Regions from separate parts of the Mus musculus genome. Here regions 1 and 2 are each linked to region 3. A link is a contact called in ENCODE POLR2A ChIA-PET data. All regions are on one chromosome and are shown on one strand. The core of a region is the stretch at or near the end of the contact, and the rest is flanking DNA. Distances in the headings are between cores, read along the strand shown.

Region 1 (2,928 bases), core at 229-2,728, 350 kb before region 3:
ATGATGGAGATTTTTCTATACTAACTTCTGGGGGACTTGTTACTTTATTTGCATGTATAATGTCACTAAAGATTGCCAAAACATTCTCAGAATATCTAAGCTGTTTTACACTCACTTGGAGTAGACCAGAACTTCTTGTATCTACCAATACTCTAACTTTTGTGAATTTGGTAGTCATAAACTTGTTTTTCTTCCCTATAGAGCTAAGAGTATTCCCAGGGCCTTTGTACATACCAGTACGCACTCTAGCACGAGATTCCCAGACCCACACTGTATTTTGAAGACTAAGACCATATGGCTTCGCATACTGTTTGGACACTGAAACTACCTCCACCTTCCACCTTCACATATGTTGTTTCTATTGAGATGACTTTCCTAAAGACTGTATTTTCATTATCTGAATAGATTGGTCATCTGTTACAAATTACCCAATCAACTGACCACTTGCACCCTATAATTCTCTTAAGTTTGCACTCTAACTTTGCCTCCAAGTTTTCACCATTCCTGGATTGATGCGCCATGATTACATAACCAAATACCTACATCCAAACTTCCAGTTTTGAGAAAAGTTCCAATGTTGCCTTTTCTCTGTTGGACACTGCCAATGCTATAATGAGGCAGTAGCTATAAAGATGCAGTTTTACCAACAAGTTGCTAAGACCACTCCCCAGTGTTTGCTCCCATTCTACGTTGTCCACACTGGCCTAGAACTTCAGGATGGAACAAATCCTCTGGCTTCAGCCTTCAGAGTGGCTAGGAGCCACAGGTCGGTTCAACTACTTTCAGCTTTCTAGTCTTCCTTCTAAATGCCATTCTCTCCAACTTTTTACTTGGTTCCTACCAGTCTTGACGGTCGCATTTTTTTGTCCCACAATTTTTAAAGCTTCTTTATAACTTACTGAACACGTCTGCCACGGTCAGGATAGTCTTTGCTCCAGCCCAATCTAATTCTATTTTCTTTCCTTCAAGTAAGCATGCAGTAGGCGCAGATTCCAGAGCCAGTTCGAATACACATCCCTGAAGAACCGCCTCCGCTTTCCCTTCATCTACCGTCTCTTCTCTGCTAGATTAGAGTTCCTGCGGCTGAAGATAAACATGAGAGGTCCTCACACCGTCTCGACGAATGTAATGGACTTCAGAGCCTACGACCGCCACAGACAAGGCCCAGAAACCGCAGAACGGGAAGCGCTTCCTTCAGCTCCAGCTCCCGTACTACCCCGCGGCCGCGATGCATGCCGGGAACTCTAGGTCTCCGTACCCAGGCCGGCCAGACCGGAGGGATTCCCTACAGAACGCTCCGCCGCCCCGACGCCACTCCTCGGTCCCGCCCTTTCCGCTCCTCCTCGGAGAGCACACAGCCCCTACCGAAGCGATCCCGGGAGTGATGGATTCCGCCCCACACCGGCTTCCCGCCACTTCCTTCAAGCTACACTCAGCGGCTGGAAGAAGGCGGTAACACCGGCTCCTCCGAATCGACTGAGACCTGCCTCTGCGAACGAACGCCAAGGCGGGCTGGATCGCACTCCTGATTGGCTAGCCGTGGGTCAAAAGGAGCCACTGCGATTGGTAAAAGGAAGGCGACAAGGAGGGAAAGCTAGCTGTGGCCGGCAGGGATTGGCGGACGGAACTGGTCCTTCTCTCTGCGTTGGTAGGCGGAGAAGTAAGGATGGACCGACGCAGAGGCGCAACTCTTGATTGGTGGGTGAGCGGCCCCAAGGCGCCAGCGATTGGTGGCTGTCCGAGTACGCAGCGCTGATTGGACAGGAGTGGGTAGGCTGAAGGCCAGCTTTGAGTCCGCCCCGCCGCCTGGCATACTGGCGGAAGGGGAAGGGGGGCAGGCGCGGTGGGAAAGATGGCGTACCAGAGCCTCCGGCTGGAGTACCTGCAGATCCCGCCGGTCAGCCGCGCCTATACTACCGCCTGCGTCCTCACCACCGCGGCCGTGGTGAGCAGCTGTGGCGCCACATCCTCTTTTTCCAGGCTAGCTATGACTGCGTCTTCAGAAAACGGGTTTGGGCCGCGGAGAAGCCCAGTGGGTCTGGTCCCAGGGGTGGGTGGAGACATCCGGAGCTGACTCTAGGGTTTGGGATATTCCCAAGGGTGCCAAGCCAGTGACCTGAGAAGGGTGTGCCCCTTCGTGAAGGGCCAGGTCAGTTTCAGACAAATGAAATCCAGACCTGTAGTGAATCAGAAGTGCGGGAGCCGCCCACCCAAAAATGTGTCTGAGAGGTCCAGGTGACTAGTGGGAGTGAGGTCCGCTAGGTTCACAGACTATTATATTGAGTATAGAAATCTCGAGCTATCTGGAAACATCTTTCAAAAGACGGCCTATGGATATAAGTGTCTGGCCGCTTGTACCTATCCCTAATGGTAGCAGGGTCTTAGTTAAACCCCTTATTCCGAGTTGTCTCACCTAGCTGAGGTGGTGACCACGTGACGCACAGATTTGTAAAAGATGCTGTTGGCTTGTCTCTAAAATATGCTCACCCGCCTGCCTTATAGCATCCTCAAATATTGCAACATCAAACTGACATTGTGTGTTTATACAAAACGGTTGTGCAAATTCTAAAGAATCTCTTACCAGCTGTCACAAGCAAGACAGAAATGTATTCCAAGGGACAGAAATGATTAGATCTACTCATCCTTCGTGGTTCATGATGAAATTTTGTTTTGCGGTTGATCGGCTTCAAGAAGCTCTTTTTCCATTTCAGCAGTTGGAATTGATCACACCTTTTCAGTTATACTTCAATCCTGAATTAATTTTTAAACATTTTCAAGTAAGTGGTCTATATAGCAACTGTGATTAATGTTTTCATTATCTTTTTTTTTTTCGTATCGTTTAGTAAGTAGTAAATCCTGTGAAATAGAGTCTCAAAAAAAATAACCCAGTAGGGGAATCTCTGATTACAGGTCTTTTTGAGATGTAAA
Region 2 (2,910 bases), core at 8-2,507, 300 kb before region 3:
CTCTGCTTGAAGAACTGCTACTGACTGGTGCCATTTAGTAGGTGGAGAGACCAAGGCTGCTGCATCTAAGTGTTCTACATTGTACAGAACCACCTCCCATAATAGAACGTTCTCCTTCGAAACGTCAGCACTCACTGTTGAGAAACACTACTCCACACAACATGTTCAGCATGAAGATTGTTTTTCTGGGTGGTTCTTCTGGAATACACCCACCCTTTTGAGACTGCTGAACAGGGAGATAAGCTGCTTCTTAGAAGGAACTACTTGAGTTCGGAAGAAGGCGGAGCTTAAGTTCAACTCTCCTAACCGTGTCTGATGTTCTTCAGGAGAGAAATAACTTCTATCTCACGTGACGTATACATACGGAGTGCTTCCCTCTGTAACCGAACGTTAGGTGGTGGTGTTGCTACTGCTGTCATGACTCTTAAAATATGAAACAAAGTCGAATCCTAGGATAGCATAACACCTACGCCGGCCAACAGCCCGGGCGGCGGCCGGGACCCAATCCTATAGCAAGAGATCCACCTCGCTGGCCAGGCACACCGGGCACCTGCTCCACAACCAGTGCTGAAGCGAGCACACCGAGGACAGAGGTCCTTGGGAAGATTAGGGAAGTGATGACAACCCAAACTTCACACTCACCTGCCTGAAAGTTTCTTTCCAGTGGGGCGAGCCCACCTGCTTGTACAACAAGCGGTGCGGAGACCCCGAGGACTCTGCCATCTCCTCCCTTAGCGGGAAACAGCGCCCAAATCACCGCCCCTTAGCCGCGCGCAAAGGATTCTGGAAGTTGTAGTCTCGGCGCAGTCTGTCTGTACTTCAGGCCGCCGGGCTTTCTTGGAATTGTATCTAGTTTCTATCCCCTCACAGTGACAGATTTAGGGGAATCCGAGGATAGATGAAGCAGTGACAGTTGAGAAGTAAACACCACCCGGGCTGAGGGAGGTGAATCTTGAGAGAAAGTTCTGGGTTTACCCAGAGGAAGTTGTCCAGTAGACAATCAGACACACATCTCTCATCCTTAACGCTACCCCCTCACTGGCCCAGCAGCAGCCCCAAAGCGATCCTTACACTCCACTCCGCCCCGCCCCGCCCCGCCCACCTTGGCTTCAACCCGCGGCCCTGTCTATCCTCTAGCGATTCTTTCTTATTGGGCCAACTTCTCGAGATTCCTACACTTTGATAGGCTGAAGCTGTGAAGTGCTGGCCGCGGATTGGCTACGCACAGCAGCGGGCTTCGTTTCCTCCCGCCCCTCAATCCTGAGCTGTTAGTTCAAGATGGCGGCTGCCGTGGGGCCCTTGGGCGATGGGGAGCTGTGGCAGAGCTGGCTTCCTAACCACGTCGTGTTCTTGCGGCTCCGCGAGGGCGTAAGAAACCAGAGTCCAGCCGAAGCGGAGAAGCCAGCGGCTTCGACTTCACCCTCGTGCCCGTCTCTGCCGCCGCATTTGCCGACGAGAAACCTGGTCTTCGGCCTCGGAGGGGAACTGTTTCTGTGGGACGCAGAAGGCAGCGCCTTCTTGGTGGTTCGCCTTCGAGGCCCCAGCGGTGGTGGCGTGGAGCCTCCTCTCTCCCAGTATCAGGTGCGCCGGTCCATCGTGAAAGCAATCAGCCTTTTGGTTCGTTGGCGGACCTGGGCTGGCGTCTTTTGGGAACGCCCCACTTCGAGTGGAATGACCCCGCTTTGTAGCTCAATCTGGTCTGGAATCACTATGTAGCCCAGGCTAGCCAGGAACTCCTGCCCCAGTCTCTGAGTGTTGAGATTACGGGTCTAAGTCATTTATAAACACCAAAACAGAGGCTAGGCCTGTGTGTGTGTCCAGCACCTGACATAAACCTAGAGCATGCACAAGCTCCGTAATATCTGTGATTTGCTTCGGTGGGGGTGGAGGGGTTTGTTGAGACAGGGTTAACAGCCCTGGTTGTTCTGGAACGCACTCTGTAGAGCAGGCTGACCTCATTAACAGAGATCTGGAGGATCCTGATCAGAGCTAGGATTAAGCCATGTGCTGCCACTGCCCAGTTCTACAACAGGCATTTAAAGACATGGGCCTACAGATTTAAAAGCAATTAGAAATATTATTATATTCAAAAGAAATCCTTATTTAAAAGGATTTTTGGCTTAGTATAATTCTCCATACTAAGGTAAATAATATATTGATGGTCTCATCATTATTTACGAATAATAAAAAGAAATTAGAAATCTAAAATGGTCATGAGAAAAGAAATAGGAAGTACCAGGGTGAGAGTATTTTTGAGGCTATATGATGCTATGACAAATTATTGAAACTCCCTTAAACTATCACTCTTTTATATTAAGTCCACGTAGATGAAGCAGTACTGCTTGCTGCAAGGCGCTTGAAGGTAATCTAGGGCCTTACCTGTGACCTTGGGTGACCTGGAGCTCAAACAGAGCCACCTGCACCTTATCTGGTGCTGGGAATAAAGGCGTGAACCTTTACACTTGGCCTGAAGCTCTTCCTTTCTCTACAGTACAGTTATAAGATGGTAATCTGTTGATACTTCCGAGTTTATGTATTTACTGGGTATCAAGAGTCTGCTTGAGGCCAGGAACACAGAAGAAAAATCTCAAGTAGCGCCTACTGGGTTATGTCAGGGAAAGTTTAGAATGTTTAAGACCTGTGGTATTACCCAGAGCTGTGGTGTGGAACTACAGAAAACATGCCTTTGTTCCCTGGCCGCAAGATCAGGGGTAATTTCTCCCTTTTTTTTTTTTTTTTTTTAAGTTTTTGTTTTTAAATTTTCTGGGTATGTATGTTTTCCTGCAAATGAGTGCTGCATATAACATCTATGTGCCTGGTGCACACAGATGCTACAGAGCCACCGTGCGGGGGCTGGGAATTGAACCCAGGTCCTCTGGAAGAGTAGCCCTGTGGTTTTTATTTTCAGTT
Region 3 (3,387 bases), core at 64-2,563:
CTATAAGAAAATGACTCAGGCGGCCATCCTGATTCAGAGCAAGTTCCGAAGCTACTATGAACAGAAGCGGTTTCAGCAGAGCCGCCGAGCAGCGGTGCTTATCCAGCAGCACTACCGCTCCTACCGCCGCAGGCCGGGGCCTCCTCACCGGCCCTCAGGCCCCCTTCCTGCTCGAAACAAGTAGGGACCACCCCTTCCTGCCCCTATACAGCCCTCAGTTTACCTCTTTGTTAATGCCCACTACCTCTATCGGCCCTCCAGCCTTTCCCTACAATGGTCTTAAAGTGGGGACTCTTCTTTCCCACCAGGGGCACCTTTCTCACCAAGAAGCAAGACCAGGCAGCCCGGAAAATAATGAGGTTCCTGCGGCGCTGCCGACACAGGTTCTAACCCCATCCTTACCTCTCTGCCCTGACACCTTTTCTGATCCATCAGTCTCCTCTGACTTGGCTCTGTCTCTCCGCAGAATGAGGGAACTGAAGCAGAACCAGGAGCTGGAGGGGCTGCCCCAGCCAGGACTGGCCACCTGACCTCTCCAACGCCTTTCTTCAAAACCCTGGGAGCCCCTTCTGGCTGTCTAAACAAGGAGAGGGCTTTCGGGACTAGGGGAGCCCCCTGTCGGCAGCTCTTCACCCCTTCACCTTTTTGGGAGCCCTTCGTAGAACCCCCGCCCCCAGGCCTTACACGTTTCCTCCCTTCTGGTTGTGCCTCCTCTTTTGGTCTCCGGCTCCAGAAGACCCACGCCCCACATATCTGCATCTTCAGCTGTGACCTCCGGAGCCCTGCCTGCACCTTCTCCATATCCCCGTTCCTGCCTGCACCTGACTCGGACCTTCCTGACTTGCCTTATTTATTTGTTCGAGAGTCTCTGATGAATGTATCCGCCTCGGTCCCCACCGCTGCCTTCGCTGCGCGCGCCCTCGTGTTTCAGGGGTGACTGCCCCCACCTTGACTCCGCATGTTTGCGTCTGTTTCCTCCTTTCCTGGCCCTGTCTTCCCCATCACCCTGACTCTCTGGTCGCCCACGTAGGGGCCAAAGAGGAGGGGGTGTACATAGGATCGCGAGGCGGAGTCCCGCTCCCGTGGGGAGGGGTGTGTACATAACTGTAACATACAGAGTATAGTGAAGAATCTATTTAAGGCGCTGCGCGGCCGGGCGTCTGATTCCCTGGCGCGGCGGGAGCCCCCGGCTGGCTCCACGAGCACTTTCTACTTGTGCATGGGCTTGGTTTATACGAATTGCCATTAAACGTCTCTGCACCAGCTAGCCTCCGGCCTCTCTCTGCTGGGGGCGGGGTAGGAAGGTCGCCACGCAAGTCGCCGGCCTCATCTCGCTGCCTTAAGCGGGGCGGAGCAGCGCGGTTTTTCGCTTCCGACGTGTTTCCGGCCTTAAAGGCATTTCGTCCTTCCCTTTAAGACGCACCGCCCCCTCTCACTCATTCCCAAGATGGCGGACCTACTGGGCTCCATCCTGAGCTCCATGGAGAAACCACCCAGCCTCGGTGACCAGGAGAGTCGGCGCAAGGCCCGAGGTGAGGATCCCAGATTCACAACCGCGTATCTTCGCCCGATTCTTGGGACCACACTCTTCCCTCTTTGAATAATGCCACCTCCTACCCTAACAGACCCCCCACAGGCCACTTCTGAGACCCTCAGAGTCCCTAAAAGGCCTGTCGGCCCGCCCGCTGTCTTTTGCAAACAATGATTGGCTACCTCAGCCTGCCTTCTACCTCCAGTCTCTTCTTCCTATCCTCGCCTTTTACAGTCCTTGTTTGCGATTGGTCAACGGGCCTGCCTGTCTGCTGTTGGTGAGCTCTGATTAGTAGGATGCCTTTCTTCCGATTGGAGGATGTCGTATCCATCGCCTCGGTCCCGCGAATCTCCAGTTCTATTACGATTGAGTTTAGGGCACGCCCATCCACCCGTCTGTTCCCCTCTATTGGCTAGCTCAGCCAAAAGCTCTACCTTTAAAGTGTTACCTTTTCTGACCGACCTCAGCCTCAGCTCCTCCCATTGGTTGGCTGGATCCTCCTATCTTTATGCCCCTTCTTGAGTTGACCCAGTCCCTCATACCTTCCACCGCCCTTTCCTAACTATAGCCTTAAATTCCTGTGCTGCCCAACTAGATCGTGATGTTGATTGGAGAGATGAGAATGCCCCGCAGGCTCCGATTCGCCATCTCTCCTTCCCAGCCCCCGCGCTGAGTAGCTAACCAGAAAGCTCGCTGGGGTTTGGCAGCCAGGGTAGGGTGCGGCCCGAAGTGGCCTGCCCTGTATTGGCTTGGAGCGCATGTGAAGGACTTTATAGAAAGGATAGCCTTAGGTGCATCCAGCTCCCAACCACGTGAGCCTTGGTCGTGGATAAGTCTCCTACCCGCACCTACTACCCATCTGCTCAAAGGAGGCAAGACAGGATGCTTTCAGAATGTTCAAAGACTGTTAAATATCTGTACTCCCTTATTTACAAAACTTGTGAAGCCAAAGATGCTCATCAAGGAGATTATAGACCATGTCTGGGACGTTTATTAATGATCATACGGAATTTTAATAACCAATTAATATACATGTGTAGGAAAGATTAATTGGGAGTCCCAGGCTTGTCTGAAATGAGCCGAGCAACAAAGAATAGGTAACTCAGTAAAGGGAGTGCAGTCTGTTCGAAAGCTATGGGAAAGCAGAGCTTAATAGGAAACAGGAGTTAGAGTTACTTAATGTTCAGCTGAGTAATAGGTGTGCTCCCATCAGCCGTCAGAATAGGAGGCTTTAGCCACTTGCCTCGGGTCTCAGGTTACTAAGCTGAATTTGGAACCCAGATGTGAGCTCGTAGCCTCAGTGTTCTTATGCTACCTCCCAAGATGCAGAAAACACTGGAAAAGCAATCAGAACACAATGAAAGGCCAAGATAGTGAAGTCAGACAGACGAGAGCTTCTAGTTTGTCAGGTCTTGGACTCTGACGTCTAACTGGACAGGTGAGCAGGGTCAACCCTCCAGCAGCTCATAGCCTGGTAAGGGAGACAGGGGGAAAAACAAAACAAAAAACCCCACGTCTTTAGCAGTGAATGTGCTTAGAGCGTAGAGGAAGTCTTGACTCACGGTGAGGATTCAGTGTTTGCTGTGAGAGGAGGAAGAGCATTCCAGAGAGAAGGAGCACGTGCAGAAGCATGGAGTGACTAGAAAACAGGAAGAATTCAGTGCCACTTTGGGGACTCAGTCCTGTGGAAGAAGCAAGCTTGGATTTTGAAACACCAAAAGAAAGGGGAAGGGACATTTGAAGCTGAGGAACAGGAGGAAGATGTGTGCCCAATCACAAGAGGCAGCAACCCCCTACCATGGGAAGCGACAGGCAGGATAAGGAACCAGGTTAAAAGTAGCTGAGCGGGCTGGAGA

Evidence for each region. ChIA-PET counts read pairs that join two places held with the same protein, here RNA polymerase II (POLR2A).
Region 1: POLR2A ChIA-PET joins it to region 3 with 38 read pairs in embryonic stem cell. The contact joins the promoter of Mis12 here to the promoter of Spag7 in region 3. POLR2A ChIA-PET finds 5 or more read pairs at or near these places in 3 of 5 experiments (Patski and embryonic stem cell).
Region 2: POLR2A ChIA-PET joins it to region 3 with 15 read pairs in embryonic stem cell. The contact joins the promoter of Nup88 here to the promoter of Spag7 in region 3. POLR2A ChIA-PET finds 5 or more read pairs at or near these places in 3 of 5 experiments (Patski and embryonic stem cell).

Annotation. Positions count from the first base shown.
Region 1 is chr11:71,018,161-71,021,088 of GRCm38, reverse strand. It overlaps Mis12 (MIS12 kinetochore complex component), which reads right to left and starts at 1,478. Exons shown (of 3, transcript NM_025993.3): 1 at 900-1,478. Derl2 (Der1-like domain family, member 2) reads left to right here and starts at 1,786. Exons shown (of 7, transcript NM_033562.4): 1 at 1,786-1,945; 2 at 2,712-2,777. The coding sequence starts at 1,853.
Region 2 is chr11:70,968,320-70,971,229 of GRCm38, reverse strand. It overlaps Nup88 (nucleoporin 88), which reads left to right and starts at 1,257. Exons shown (of 17, transcript NM_172394.3): 1 at 1,257-1,581. The coding sequence starts at 1,279. Rpain (RPA interacting protein) reads right to left here and starts at 1,031. Exons shown (of 7, transcript NM_027186.3): 1 at 643-1,031. The coding sequence starts at 723.
Region 3 is chr11:70,667,342-70,670,728 of GRCm38, reverse strand. It overlaps Spag7 (sperm associated antigen 7), which reads left to right and starts at 1,313. Exons shown (of 7, transcript NM_172561.3): 1 at 1,313-1,532. The coding sequence starts at 1,448. Camta2 (calmodulin binding transcription activator 2) reads left to right here. Exons shown (of 23, transcript NM_001190376.1): 21 at 1-180; 22 at 309-383; 23 at 467-1,266. The coding sequence ends at 530.